Regions from separate parts of the Mus musculus genome. Here region 2 is linked to region 1. The links are chromatin loops, found by intact Hi-C in ENCODE. Cell type or tissue: left cerebral cortex. All regions are shown on one strand.

Region 1 (2,500 bases):
GGGCAGCTCACATTCAGGCATTCAGGGCTTGAAAGGAACGGCTTAGGGAGCCTGACACAGGCCCAGCTCCTCCCACTCTTCAGGAGGCTGGGATACCGAACCCCAGCTCGCGCACAGAGCCAGCGGGCAGGGCTTAGGGCCAGCTGCCTGCATCCGGCTCAGCCACCGGCCTTTTTGTTCCCTTCCTCCGCCCCCTTTTTGTTTGGGTGGGGGGACACTTTTATTAATTCTTACTGATCCCCCATCTTTGCATCCGAGAAAGTTCGAAAGTCACTTTAATTTTCAGGCTCCTCATCTCTGAGTTCTGATCACCTCGGGGGGTATAGCGAAGGCAGGGAGTTTTGAGAATTCATTGTAAGACTTTAAAAACTTAGACACAGATTGCGCGCGCGGGCACACACGGGTTCTCTCTCTCTCTCTCTGTCTCTGTCTCTGTCTGTCTCTCTCTGTCTCTCTCTCTGTCTGTCTCTCTCTCTGTCTCTCTCTGTCTGTCTCTCTCTCTGTCTCTCTCTCTCTCTCTCTCTCTCTCTCTCTCTCTCTCTCTCTCTCTCTCTCTCTCTCACACACACACACACACACCGAGCCACCATCACAACCACGACCTCTACCACCACCACAAGAAGGACACTTTCCACCAGCTTTCAGTCCCCCTTTCCGGCAGGTAAGGCCCTCGCACTGGACATCGTTTTCAAACTAAGAAATCCAAAGAACTGAAACTATTTCTTTACTCACGATTTTTTTTTTTAAATACGAACGGCAATGACAAATCTTAGCATTAAAAACCCTGGGAATGCTGAGCGCTACCACCTGGCTGCAGTTACAGCACAGAGGACGAGGGTAAATTGACCCGCTACGTGCTTTAAACTGCACGTTTCAGTTCCTCGCTGTGTTTAAAGCAAAAGCCACCAGCAGAGCGGGCTTTGCAGTCAGAGCAGGACTCTCTCAAGCGACCTTAACTGTGGCGCAATGCAGCTTTTGGCCACTAGAGGCACCGCGAGTCTGTGGCCTGTCAAAAACTGGCTCCTTCCTCTCCCCTTTCCATGGTGAGACTATCAACTCAGTCTGTCACAAAATTTAAGGCTAAATCGCTGCTGAAGCAAAGGAAGCCCCAGCTGCAGTGCGTTCAGAAAGTGGACTGTCCACCTCTCCAAAGAGTTAAAGAGTTTGAAAGGGCGAGAGTGAGGGCCTGACGGATTAACCTGGCTTTTGGGAAAAGCTGGCTGCCTAGGCTGAGGAAGCTGTCTCTGAAACCTCACAGGATGAGAGAGGCAGACTGAGCTGTGTGAAGCCACCGTGCTCCTACCCTAACCCTAATTCATGGTTAGGACCATGAATTTAGTAATAGAAAACAAACGCAAATCTATCCTTAAAAACTAGCCAGATGTGGTACAGCAAGCCTGTTTATCCCAGGCAGAAGCGGGAGGATCGCTGCAAGTTTAAGGACAGCTAGTTAGATCCTGAGAGCTCCAGGCCACTTGCTTTGAGGTCAGATTGCTCACTTGCTAAGGTCCTTTTTTATCCTTAACAATCTGTGATCCTGAGCTCCTAAGAAGAAAGCCAGCCCTGGGATGCATCTTCTGGCTTCTTTAGAGAGCTCTCAAGACACCCTGCAGGAGAATCATCTGGAGACCTTGTGTTCATATCTGGATTCCTAACTCTTTGAATCTCTGACAGCTAAAACCCTGGAGGGCCTGAAAGTCTGCATTTCCAACAAGATTTAAGGCGGTGTGTGTGTGTGTGTGTGTGTGTGTGTGTGTGCGTGCGTGTGTGTGCGTGTGTGTGTGTGCGCGCGCGCGCGTGTGTGTGTGTGCGTGTGCGTGTGTGTGCATGTGCGTGCGTGCGCGTGTGCGTGTGCGCGCGTGCGTGTGTGCGTGCGTGCGTGTGTGTGTGTGTGTGTGTGTGTGTGTGTGTGTGTGTGTGTGTGTATGCGCGCGTGCGTGCAGTGTTACTGATGCTTCAGAGCTGCTTACTGGGGGAATGTTCTGACTGTGTTTGTTCTAAAGGTTACAAATAGTTCACCTTTGCTGGTCACATGAATCCATCTTAGCCTTGATTCAGGTCTCAGTGGGAGCTAAGGGAGGTCACGAGTGCTCATCCTGAAGACATCTTTACAGACTCATGGCCTTGACGTGGAAGGCCAGAGGAACAGGCAGCCACAGCAGGCTGTGTGCATTCCCCTCTTTCAAATATAGGCTTTCCTGGGTCCTGGGCTTTCACTCTTTAAGGACACCATGTCTATGGATTCTCCGTTCCCTCCTTCCTTCCCTGTCCCTTCTCTCCCTCCTCCCCTCTCCCGTTTCTCCCTCCCTCCTTCCCTTCCTCCTTCTTCCCCCTCCCTTCCTCCCTCCCTCCTCCCCTCCCTCCCTCTTTCCATCCTTCCCCCCCCCCACCTCTCCTCTTATTGACTTCTCACTCCTGAAGTCCCACCTGGCATTTTACTCCCCAGTAGTTTCAGAGTATCAGTCCATGATTAGCATGGTGGGGAAGAGTGGTAGCAGGC
Region 2 (2,500 bases), 170 kb after region 1:
TGTTTCTCCATGTCTACTCAGGGCAATGGCCAATACCAGTGACTGCTCTCTAACAGACAAGCTTAGTCCAAAATTCTCCAGTTACTCCAATAATTCCTTTGTAGAACAGTAAGAATGGAGTCTCCATGGAGTCACACTTCACTGGCAGGTCTCTTCTGTGCTCTTTAGTCTGGGATGGGTCCTCAGTCTTCGTCTGTCTAGTTGTAACCACACACAAAAAGCAAAGCCAAGTTGCTTGAACTTTAAAACACACCAAAGCTAGAGGAGACAGAGGGAGACATGATAACTGTGACAAGTAAGGGAGGGGGCTGAGGTCACATGCTGTCATTGTTTGATAGGGTCAGCATCATGGTGTGCAGCAGCCTGGAGCTTATGCAGATGCAGACTGTGGGCTCCTCTGCAAATAGTTCACTTTCTCCATTGAGCCTCTTGAAGGAACCACCATGGTCTATTATGCCACCCGAAGCCATGTCTGTGGACCAGGCTGTTGCCCCGGACTGCTATGAAACCCTAGATCCAGGCGATGTCCTTGAGTTTTGCTGCCTCGAAGAGGTCATGTTGAGCCTCATGGTCTGTGTAGCTGCTGAGGGTCATGAATTGGTCAGTGGTGCTAATATGGCCAAGGGCTGTGTTCATGTATGTGGCCCGTGTGACCACTGAAGCCCATTAGAATGTCCGTGGTTAGAGCTGCTGCCTGAAGCCATGTTGATGTCCCTGGGTGCGGGAGAGCTAACCCCACCCCTTACAGGAGAACTGGCCTTCCCCTCTCTGGGTGCAGCAAAACTTGCCTCAGTTGGCTTCTGGCAGGGGTGGAGGTAGAGAAAGATTCATCTTTCCATAGGGGACCAGTAGAAATATGACCATGCTGCAGTGAGCATATATACAACACAAAAAAGGACCTTTTTTCTTTTCCTTTCTTTGTTTTTTTTTTGGGGGGGGTTGCAGGGAAAGAGAGCACACATGGGAGGACTGAAAGGTGAGCACAATTGGAGTACATGATATGAGATTCCAAAATAATCAACAAAAATATTGCAGAATAGACTTTTTTTCAATTTGTTTTTTTGAGACAGGGTTTCTCTGTACAGCCCTGGCTGTCCTGGAACTCACTCTGTAGACCAGGCTGGCCTTGAACTCAGAAATCTGCCTGCCTCTGCCTCCCCAGAGCCGAGATTAAAGGTGTGCGCCACCACTGCATGGTTCAGAATAGACTTTTAAATGATTATCGTTGAATTTAGAAATTGTTTATAAAAATATAACAAGCCAACATCAATTTGAATATTTCTAAGCATCTCTAGAGAGCTTTATCTTTGTGTTTTCATTATTTGTTAAATGCCTTATTCCTTCTTTTGGTGTCAGTGGCTCTTTTCATGATCTTACTGGTCATTCTAAGACTCTAACCTTTTAACTGACGTTATCTGCTCACAGTAGTGAGTATAAATCATTGTCTAATATCTTCCTGATGATATTCACACTTTCTGCTTGATTGTTTTGTTTCGTTTGTAAAATCTTTAATTTGTGAGGTTTCTTTTCTTCTGTACACCTCGGTGCTCAATGTCTGTGGTTGTGCTCATCCATAAACTCCTCACATGATTTGTCACATAGTGAGATATCATTCTAACTCAACGTGAGGTCCCTGTGAGCCCAGGCCTCCTGTGCCTTGCTTGTACATTTTGCCGCCAGCAGCACTGGACTCGTCGTTTGCAGTTTCAAGGCTCATTACAGCCTCTGGAAGCTGGGCTTAGAAGCAACTGTGTAGTATTTCAGCTCAACAAACAACATTGTCTCCAACAAAAATGTGGAAAATACCACCAAGATTCCAGGAAAAAGATAATCACTTGGGTCTGAAAACTGGCGCACGAAAACAGTGTCACCTTGTTTGACTCTGGCTGGCAACATGTATGTCAGATAACTAAACTCGCCGGCTTTACATGGGAGAGAAAGCCCACGTGGAGCTGCCCTGATGACTTAAAAAGATGTAGAGAGGCATCGAGGGAGATGAATGGAAGAGAGGGGGTGGGGGGACGACAACAGAAAACAGAGACAGAGAATAGATACTGCAGCCATTAAAATGCCATGTCCGGATTGCAACCAGCCATGGGGACAGAGAAATCAGCATTTGAATAATTCAAGGATGGCCTTTACACTTGCTCCCAAGACTAGCTGGGCAGCACAAACTGACATTGTAAGGGGGGGGGGGGGGGGGAGGGGAAGAAATCTCAAAGGTAGGTGAGAAGGGATGAATTGTGGAAAGAATGGTTATGGGGGAAACTGAGAGCGAACATGTTCAAAGTACATTGTACACAATTCTCAAGGAATTAATTATAATATTGTTTTTATAAGATCAACAAAGTAGAACATATCATAAAGACAGGCAGACACAAAGGTCAATATTGGACCTTTGTGTCTCAATGTGCACAGAAGACCGAAGACATGAGATAGGGGGAAACCATTATTAAAGAACTAAAGATAATGTCCATCAGCCCAGAAGTATACATCTAAG

Evidence for each region. A loop is a pair of places that touch in the nucleus more often than their neighbours do. Peaks named below come from ENCODE experiments on the same cell type or tissue, not always from the same donor. Only the 100,000 strongest peaks of a DNase experiment are listed, where the experiment ranks them.
Region 2: a loop joins it to region 1, with 2.4 times the contacts of the local background. A loop is called at or near these places in 1 of 42 quality-filtered maps.

What each region holds. Positions count from the first base shown.
Region 1 is chr13:60,177,681-60,180,180 of GRCm38, forward strand. No RefSeq gene overlaps it. Among named protein-coding and RNA genes, the nearest start is that of Gas1, 1.4 kb to the left of the region's middle. In left cerebral cortex, a CTCF peak has its summit at 977; a DNase peak (open chromatin) is centred at 975; H3K4me3 peaks cover 719 bases.
Region 2 is chr13:60,351,111-60,353,610 of GRCm38, forward strand. No RefSeq gene overlaps it. Among named protein-coding and RNA genes, the nearest start is that of Gm35333, 82 kb to the right of the region's middle. In left cerebral cortex, no CTCF peak of the experiment used is centred here; no DNase peak of the experiment used is centred here.